Regions from separate parts of the Mus musculus genome. Here region 2 is linked to region 1. A link is a loop called in an ENCODE intact Hi-C map of the cell type or tissue named here. Cell type or tissue: gastrocnemius. All regions are shown on one strand.

Region 1 (5,000 bases):
ACATGCCTCCCCAAAGCCCTTCCCTGGGAGGCCTCCCTTCATCTCGGGCCCAGCCACAAGTCTCATCTCTAATGTTCTATGCAATGAAATATAAACCCTCAAAGACAACTGTTAATATTTAATAAATTCCGTGTTACATATAAGGAGTTAATTGCAAACATGCAGTTGAGAAACTGGATAGCTCTATCTGCTCATACCATCACCCCAACCCAATCCTTGTCCCCACATTCTGTGTGTGTGAGAGAGAAATGGAGAGCGTGAGTGCGTGTGTGCGTGCGTGCGTGCGTGCGTGCGTGTGTGTGTGTGTGTGTGTGTGTATGCGCGTGTGCAGGTGTGCATGTGTAAATTTTAAGTCTGTGGCATGTTTGACCTGTGGCAGGACTCGCTGCTTGCCAGGTGAGTCGCCGCCTGTCTGGCACTGGAGCATGCACGGCTCGAAGCTTCTTTGCACGATTTCATTCATTTTAAATGCCCGACCTCTTGCTTGGAGTTCTTTTCGCCTCCAAACCTCTCCTTTAGGAGCGCTTCTCCCTGACTTTGGGACACGCTAGTAAAGACCTGCCAGAACTGCCTACATTTGCCAGGCCAGGGAGCAGGCAGTGAGGCCCCAGACACCTTGCAGTTTTTATCTGTGTACAATAGCAGATAAAAACAAACCTTAGACTAGACAGAGAGGGGAGCCCGCACAGGATGCATGTGTATGGACATTCTGTGGGTTTGCTGTAGGATTTCTACTTGTATATCATTTTTCCTCCTATCCCAGGCCTGAGCCAAAAGAAACTGGTCACATCTTCCCAGTGGGGTACTGCTCAAGGGCAAAGCTTGGGGCACATCTGTGGAGAGGCAGAAGCCAAGGGATCCTGGCTGTGCCCTATGATTCCCAGATCTTGACTGACTCTGCTCTATGTCTCTCCTTTGTGATGAAGAAGCTTAAAGGATTGTGAGCCAAGAGATCTATCTGGAGTGGAGCCAGGGGTCATAAGGTACCCAGAAGGAGCTGGCTATGGCTGAAAATATCATTCAGGAAAAAACTGTTCACATAAATAACAGCTTCAAACTGAGCCCAGAAGGTCTCTCAAGAGCAAAACTTACTGAAGGGTTGGTGTAACCCTCTCCACATCTGCCCCAGGACTTGCCTCCTCTGAGGCATAAGTATCACACTGTTGTCAGCATCTCCCTCACTGGCCCAGGAGTAGGGCAGACAGTACCTGCCTGACCCCTAAAGTCTGGCCTGCCTCCAGAGAGCTTTGGTGTATACCATGCATTTCTCAGGGGTTCACGTTTCTCATGCATTTTTACAAGGCTTATAAATCCTTTAGTGTGGGATCCTGTCCCACCATCGGCAGCTGTGGTTGGGACACTTCAAGCTGTGTTGGACTTAAGAGCCCGAGTTCCCGGGATTTAGCTTTCTTCACACTATGGAATATCTCAGAGATCAAACTTGGGCTATATGGGGCCATCGCTAAAAGGGCTGAAGAAGGCCCTCTTTGAGGAACTCCCAGGCCCAGGTGTGTACAGGATGTGCCCAGGGTCTAGATACCTGGGACCATGACTGTATTCCTTTCCTCTCAGAGTCAAGGGGCTAGACTAGGGGATGAGGGCAGGCAGGGTGTCCACGGGTCAGTCTCTGGCTGACCCCTAGGCTCTAAAGTATTAACTTTACAGCACATTTCTTTTCTGACATTTCTGATATCTGCTACTCTATCCCTGGCTGTGCCCACAGGACAGATCTTTGCCCTTCTGTGAATATGACTGCAGGAGTCTTCTAGGCCATAGGTATCCCTGGCCCTTATGTTGACTCTGTGTAGAGCCCAGACCTCCATTTTCTCCCCTCTTAGTGTCATAAGCAAGGGCACCCTCCTCTGCCCACGCAAGGCCTCAACACACTCACTTCATAGGGATGGTCCTCGCACCATCTTCTTCCTGTTCTTTGGGCAGGGTGAACAGTCTCAGGGCCCACACTGAAAGAACAGCCAGGGCAGCAATTCTGGTCTGTATGCTGGAGCCTCTGGGGAGTTTTCCAGGCAGGTCCTTGTCCGTGAGAGTACAGTCCTGCCCAATAGCCCTTCTCCTCCCTTGCTGTAAATAATGTGTCATCATGGACTCCATCAGGGCCGGAGGGACATATATAATCAAATGAAACTCTCTGGAGATGCCATCTCTGTCTCCCTGGGTGCCAGCACCCTGCTACCATGTGCACCGGGTGGCACTGGAGAGCCATAGAAGTCATGAGATACTGTATGTGTAAGCACATGTACATGAGTGTGTGTGTGTGTGTGTGTGTGTGTGTATGTATGTATGTATGTGTGAGTGTGTGTGTGTGTTTGTGCGTGTGTGCACGAGTCTCATTCAGCCTCTGGGGTCAAATCAATTCCTCTCAAGTGTGGTACCCTAGAGAGTGGTGGCCATCTACATTTTCTCCCTCTAGCTTCTATGTCTTGTTTTTGCTTTCCCTCCCCTCCTCCTCCCCTCTCTCTCCTTCTCTCTGTGAGGGGGGAGAGTGCTGTACAAAGTCAAACAAACAAGTTTACATTGTAAGTGCAATGACCCGAGTCCTCCACATGACCTTGTGAATTGTGTGCCGTCCTCCTGTGCTCTGTGAGAACTCGTGGTACTTCAGTGTCCCTCCCCTGTACTGTGACAAGGTATTTCTGTGGTATCAGAATAAAAGGACTTGATATAAACAACCTTCAGACAGTCTCGGGGTGATTTCTGAAGTGGGAACACTTAGCCAAACAGGTAGATGCCAACGTTTGTGACAGTATTCTCCACGATTAAAGAAAAAAATGAGAAAGAGCAAAATTTCAGAAATGTTGGCACAATTGAGGCGGAGTCAACACCAAGCCATTCAAACATGACCCTCCAGGAAGGTGCAAAGGCTTGTCCTAAGCCACCAGACAGTTTTCAGGATCCTGGTTCCCAGGAGCTAGATGGGCAAGTGCTGCCCCCTGGTGCTATCAAACAAGCTTTACATCTGCCTACCTTGTTCGAAACTCCCCCCCCCCCCCCAGTCCCCCATGGCTGAGACTTTAATCCTTAGTATAGTCAAGAATAGTTCAAGCTGGATATCATAGCCCACACATTTAATCCCAGCTCTTGGGAGACAGAGATAGGTGGGTCTCTGTGAGTTTGAGGCCAGAACTACGTAGAGAAACTAAACAAATATAAGTTAAGCAGCACTAGAAAATAAGAAACAGAGATTAAAGAGTATCAATTTTGCCTCAAGTAAGAAAGAAAGCACTCATTCAAGGGGGCCCATAGCTGGTCTAAAAGACCAGCCACTCTCAAGCTATATGGAGGAGGGGGAGATACCTACTGTTGCCCAACCACTCTTGCTCTCTGCTGTCACCTAAGTCAACCTAGTCCTGTGTCGTGTGCAGGAGACTGTCTGCCTAGGCTCTTCTTTCCACAGCACGCTCGCTGCTCTTAGGTGAAGTCTGACCCTCCACATCGGCCCTTGGAGTAGGTTGAGACCCAGTCGGCTCACGATCCGCAGCAAGGAGCTTCTGAGAAGGGCGGGTTAAGGCTGTGGCAACAGATAGCTTTAGGGGCAAGTCTGGTGATTGATAAGCCAGGGTAGCACCCAGAGAGTTCAGCACCGCCCTTTGCCCGGCGCCCCAGGGCTCCACCCGGGAACCTAAGTTTCCCACTCCTAATCGCCTGGCTTGCAGTAGATGGGGAGAGCGCTGAAAGAGATCCCTGCGACTGAGGCGCCCCGCAACATTCCGCTTTCACAGACCCGCTAGTCTCTGTATTCGGTTCCCACCCGTCCCCGCCCCCGCCCCCGCCCCCTCATCCTTAAGGATCATTAGTGTTCCTCCGAAGCCCCACCCTTCGAACGCTCAGGGCTTTCTCTCTGATCCCGCAGCTTTCAGCTCACAGTCGGCTGGAGTCCAATCCTACTTCCTTCACTCCTCCCAGACCTGCCCTGTCTCTGAACACCGGCTCTGTATTCTGCTGCTATACGTCCGCCCTCACTCCTCGGAGCCTCCCCTCTCTAAAAATCCCAGGACTCGACTCCCTGATTCTGCCTCCCACTTGCCTAGTCTTCGACTGAATTTTTGTTTCCCGCTCCTCCCCTCCGGGCGGCTCCTTCGTAGGCCCCGCCTTCTTACTATCCAGGCCCCGCCCCCTGCCGACTGGCCGGAGCTTATACAGGGCCCTGCGGGTCCCAGGTCGCCACTGAGTGTAGCGGAAACTGGGGACCGCCTTAGGCCCCGCCCCCGGAGCTTCACTTCCGGGACTTAGCTGCTACCGAAAGACCGACTATGGAGCGTCAGGTGAGGGCTCGGCCCGTGGCCCCCGTGGCCTCCGTAGCCCGGGCTGAGCCTGACCCTGGTGTGTCCCCTGCGCAGGTGCTGCTGAGTGAGCCCCAGGAGGCGGCAGCGCTGTACCGGGGCCTTAGCCGCCAGCCTTCGCTGAGCGCCGCCTGCCTGGGCCCGGAGGTCACCACGCAGTATGGGGGCCTCTATCGGACTGTGCACACTGGTGTGTAGACCGAGGGAACTGGGTGGCGACGGGCCGTGCATCCAGGTGGAGAGATGGGGACTGTGGAGGGCACGCTGCTTGACACGGGTTTGGGGAGGAAACCCAACTGTAGTTCCTGCGCACAGGTGTTTTGGGGGCTGCACTAGCCTTACTGATAAATAATTCCGTAAATGAGTTGAAGGTGTGGGAGTAAAATTCAGACCTGAGTGCAAGGTGTGGGCCTCGCAGGACTCTCCGGCCCTTACATTCTACAACCCAACAACAGCTATGTTGCCCTTAAAATTCTGTGGTTGGTAGTGGGTTCTCTCTGACCGTCAGCTCAGGCTCTGGGAGCCTAGGCTTAGGTTATATTAAGTGAAGTGTTGTCCAGGCTATACTCAGGCTGTCCGGAGACAGACTGGGAAAGATAGGCCTTGATTGGTGGGCAGTGGTCCAAACTGGCCCAGACAAGTTGAGCAGCCCCCTGCCTCCCTTGCAGAGTGGACTCAGAGGGACTTGGATCGAATGGAGAA
Region 2 (5,000 bases), 190 kb before region 1:
GTGTGAGTCAATTTAAAAAAAAAACACAAAAATAAGGGGTGGAGAGATGGCTCAGTGGTTAAGAGAATTGGCTGTTCTTACAGAGAACCTGGGTTCAATTTCCAGCATCTATATGGTGGCTCATGACCCTTCTGTAACTCCAATCTTGGAAGATCTGATGATAGGCATGGTGCACAGACATACATTCAGGCCCTTAAAAATAAGTAAGACAGGGGGTGGGAGCCGGGTGGTGGTGGCGAACGCCTTTAATCCCAGCACTTGGGAGACAGAGGCAGGCAGATTTCTGAGTTTGAGGCCAGCCTGGTCTACAAAGTGAGTTCCAGGACAGCCAAGGCTACACAGAGAAACCCTGTCTCAAAAAAAAAAAAAAAAAAAAAAGGGGGGGGGGGTGGGCAGTGCTCAAAGGTAGAACACTTGCTGGCATTAGGTAGACCCCAAGCGGGTTTAGTCTCCAGTACTACTAATACACAAACAAACAAACAATCAACTACATAGCTGAACTTGGCCTCTCATGTTTATGGGGATATTTCCAACAATTAAAATGAAGCTTAGACTTAGGTGGTGGTGGCCCATGCCTTTAATCCCAGTACTTGGGAGGCAGAGGCAAGAGGCTGTGAGTTCCAAGCCAGCCTGGTCTACAGAGCCCATTCTAGACAGACAGGGCTGTTACACAGAGAACCTCTGTTTCAAAAAACCCAGGCAATAAAAGATAAAAATACATAAATACATAAATCCTAGATCATAAGGGCTCAATCAGCATTTGTTAAGTGGATGGGTGGGTGGGTAGATGGATGGGTGGGTGGGTGGAGGGGTGGGTAGGTGGATGGATGGGTGGGTGGGTGGGTGGCTTACATTTTTTACTATCATTTCTTTTTTTTTTAAATAATGTTAACTTCTCTCTTTTTTCCCTTTTTTTATTGTTTTTTTTTAATTAGGTATTTTCTTCATTTACATTTCAAATGCTATCCCAAAAGTCCCCCATACCCTCCCCCCACTCCCCTACCCACCCACTCCCACTTTTTGGCCCTGGCGTTCCCCTGTACTGAGGCATATAAAGTTTGCAAGACCAAGGGGCCTCTCTTCCCAATGATGCAGATGCAGCTAGAGACACGAGCTCTGGGGGTACTGGTTAGTTCATATTGTTGTTCCACCTATAGGGTTGCAGATCCCTTTAGCTCATTGGGTGCTTTCTCTAGCTTCTTCATTGGGGGCCCCGTGTTCCATCCAATAGCTGACTGTGAGCATCCACTTCTGTGTTTGCCAGGCACCGGCATAGCCTCACAAGAGACAGCTATATCAGGGTTCTTTCAGCCAAATTTTGCTGGTGTATGCAATGGTGTCAGCATTTGGAGGCTGATTATGGGATGGATCCCCGGGTGTGGCAGTCTCTAGATGGTCCATCCTTTCATCTCAGCTCCAAACTTTGTCTCTGTAACTCCTTTCATGGGTGTTTTGTTCCCAATTCTAAGAAGGAGCAAAGTGTCAACCCTTTGGTCTTCCTTCTTCTTGAGTTTCATGTATTTTGCAGATTGTATCTTGTATCTTGGGTATTCTAAGAACTAGGAATTATAGATTATAGACATGTCTGTCTGTCCTGTCCTGTTCAGTCAATCTCCCCACCCTGAAAAATGCTAAGGAATTAAGAGAACGGCCTGTGTATGCTAGCCAGACAAAATGCCCACAAAATGTGCTATGGGATGGGAAGACATCCTCACAGTCTGGTTAGCAGCTCCTAGGAAACACTACAATACCAATCAGTTTTGGGAGAAAGATGATTTTTTTTTTTAAGTGATGGAAACTCAAAGTCAAGACCTTTTGCATGCTGGGTAAGCATGGTTCCCCTGGGCTATAGCCCCAGCTCTGCTTGCCGTGTGTGGTCAGGCAGAAAACAGGTGAGTAGAAGATCTTGTCGGGAATGTGGGTGTGAGTAGCACAACACAGCACAGCACTGACAAGTGTAGGTCTATTGGTTCGCTGAGTTCAAAATTCATTATCTATTTGTAGGATTATAGCTCGGTACCACGTATGCAGTACTCTCAGAGGACAGAAGAGGGCACCAGGTCCCTTGGAACAGGTATTATACAGGCTGTTGTGAGCCACCATGTGGTCTTCTGGAAGAGCAGTTAGTGCTAAACTGCTGAACTATCTCTTTAGCCCAGAGTTTAGGCTTTAAAAATTGTTTATTTAAATTTCTTATTTTCTTGCCAGGCAGTGGTAACACACATCTTTAATTCCAGCGCTTGGGAGGCAGAGGCAGGCAAATCTCTGTAAATTCAAGGCCAGCCTGGTCTACAGAGCAAGTTGCAGGGCAGTCAAAGCTCCACAGAGAAACACTGTCTTGAAAGGGGTGTGAGGGTGTTATTTTCTTAATTGTTTTATTTTACATGTATAATTGTTTTGCTTACATGAATGTATGTGCACCATGTATGTGCTTAAGTGTGAATGGTTGTAACCCATCATGTGGGTTCTAGGAGCTGAACCATGTTCTCTACAAGAACAGCAGGAGCTCTTAGCCACTAAGCTGTCTCTTCAGCCTCCTTAAAATTTATTTATGGGGGCTGGAGAGATGGCTCAGAGGTTAAGAGCACTGACTGCTCTTCTAGAGGTCCTGAGTTCAAATCCCAGCAGCCACATGGTGGCTCACAACCACCTGTAATGAGATCTGACTCCCTCTTCTGGAGTGTCTGAAGATAGCTACAGTGTACTTACATATAATAAATAAATAAATCTTTAAAAAAAAAAAAGACAGATAAGATGGCTCAGCAGTTAAAAGTGTATACTGCTCTTGCAGAGGACTCCAGTTCTGCTTCCAGGATCCACATTAAACATCAAACAGTCATCTATAACTCTAGCTCTAGGGGATCAAAAGCCCCCCACCCCGTGTCTGTGGGCACCTACACTCACACATGCATATCCCCAAACGAGAGGCAATATACATATACATATACAATATAATCTTTTTAAAGATTTATTTATTGAGACAATCTTCTCTACATAGGCCTGGCTGCCCTGGAATTCACTATGTAGTCTAGGCTGGCCTCAAACTAACCTGCCTTTGCTTCCCAAGTGTTAATGTTAAAGGCCACCATATCTGTCCTAAAGATTTATTTTTGAAGTCTGGAGAGATCGCTCATTGGTTTAGAGTATTGGAATTGGAATTACAGATGGTTGTGAGCTGCCATGTAGATGCTGTGTGGATGCTGGGGACCAAACCTGGGTCCCAGAAAGAGCACTCAGTGTTCATAACTTCTGACCCACCTCTCCACCCCCTATAGCATATGTTTTTATTCATTTTAAAATTTTATGGTTTTGGCCATTGTTCCTGAATGTGTGTCTCTTCATGACATGAATTCAGTGCCCTTGAAGGCCAGAAGAGGGACTAAGACTCCTGTAACGAGGGCTGGAGAGATGGCTCAGAGGTTGGGGCACTGACTGCTCTTCCGAAGGTCTTGAGTTCAAATCCCAACAACCACATGGTGGCTCATGGCCACCCATAATGAGATCTGACACTCTCTTCTGAAGACATCTACAGTGTACTTACATGTAATAATAAATAAATCTTTTTTTATTTAAAAAAAGACTCTTGTAATGGGAAGCACAGATAGTTGTGAGCCACCATGTTGGTGCTGAGACTTGAACTTAGATCCTGCCAGGCGGTGGTGGCACACGCCTTTAGTCCCAGCACTTGGGAGGCAGAGGCAGGTGGATTTCTGAGTTCGAGGCCAGCCTGGTCTACAGAGTGAGTTCCAGGACAGCCAGGGCTATACAGAGAAACCCTGTCTCGAAAAGAAGAAGAAGAAGAAGAAGAAGAAGAAGAAGAAGAAGAAGAAGAAGAAGAAGAAGACGACGACGACGACTCAGATCTTCTGGAAGAACAGCCAATGTTCCTGATTGCAGAGCCAACTCTCCAGTCGTTTGTTTGTTTGTTTCAAGACAGGATTTCTCTATATAGCTCTGTTGGTCTTGGAACTTGCTCTGGAGAACAGGCTGGCCTTGAATTCAGAGATTTGCTGGCCTCTGCCTCTGCCTCTGCCTCTGGAGTGCAGGGATTAAAGTTGTATACTACCGCTACCACCTATCCTTTTTTTTTTTTTAAGATTTATTTATTTGGGGCTGGTGAAATGGCTCAGTGGGTAAGAGCACCCGACTGCTCTTCCGAAGGTGGTCCGAAGTTCAAAATCCCAGCAACCACATGGTGGCTCACAACCACCCTTAATAGATTTATTTATTTATTATATGTAAGTACACTGTAGCTGTCTTCAGACAGCACCAGAAGAGAGCGTCAGATCTCATTACAGATGGTTGTGAGCCACCATGTGGTTGCTGGGAATTGAACTCAGGACCTCTGGGAGAGCACTCAGTGCTCTTAACCTCTGAGCCATCTCCCCAGCCCCCACTTATCTTTTAAAAAACCTTTTCAGTTTAATTAATTTACTTTACACCTGCATGCCAGAAGAGTGCATCAGATCCCTTCATTGATGATCATGAGCCACCATGTGGTTGCTGGGAATTGAGCTCAGGACCTCTGGAAGAGCAGTCAGTGCTCTTAACCTCTGAGTCGTCTCTCCAGCCTACTCTCCAGATCTTATTTTATTAAGTGTGTGTGTGCGTGTGTGTGTGTGTGTGTGTGTGTGATACATGTTTGGGGATGCATGCTACAGAGTGTGAACGGAGGTCAGAGTATTTCCTAGTTTGCAGACATGCCCACCCGCCACACTGATGGAGGCCATTCTTCAAGTGAGATTCATTCTTCCCAAGTGTGCCAAATTGACAGCCAAGGTTAGCCATCACACAGGACAACTCTGTAGTGTGGGTGTTCTCCTTCCACATTTACAAGGGTTTAGAGTCAAACACAAGTCACCAAACCTGTGTAGCCATATCACCGTTCATAGTTTTAGGGTCCCCTGATTTATTGTTTTATGTTTATGGTGTTTTGCCTGAATGTCTGTCTGTGTACCATATGCAAGATGGGTCCAAGTGGACCGGAAGACGACATTGAA

Evidence for each region. Hi-C counts contacts between places; a loop is a spot of excess contacts. Peaks named below come from ENCODE experiments on the same cell type or tissue, not always from the same donor. Only the 100,000 strongest peaks of a DNase experiment are listed, where the experiment ranks them.
Region 2: it touches region 1 in a loop (8-fold over the local background); 20 of 42 quality-filtered maps call a loop at or near these places.

What each region holds. Positions count from the first base shown.
Region 1 is chr9:108,093,715-108,098,714 of GRCm38, reverse strand. Apeh (acylpeptide hydrolase) reads left to right here and starts at 4,235. Exons shown (of 22, transcript NM_146226.2): 1 at 4,235-4,280; 2 at 4,356-4,488; 3 at 4,967-5,000. The coding sequence starts at 4,269. Bsn (bassoon) reads left to right here. Exons shown (of 12, transcript NM_007567.2): 12 at 1-2,693. In gastrocnemius, CTCF peaks have their summits at 2,938 (motif pointing left) and 4,157; DNase peaks (open chromatin) are centred at 2,928, 3,629, 4,161 and 4,943; H3K4me3 peaks cover 2,072 bases; H3K27ac peaks cover 2,291 bases.
Region 2 is chr9:108,281,662-108,286,661 of GRCm38, reverse strand. No RefSeq gene overlaps it. Among named protein-coding and RNA genes, the nearest start is that of Nicn1, 6.3 kb to the left of the region's middle. In gastrocnemius, a CTCF peak has its summit at 2,049 (motif pointing right); a DNase peak (open chromatin) is centred at 2,041; H3K27ac peaks cover 829 bases.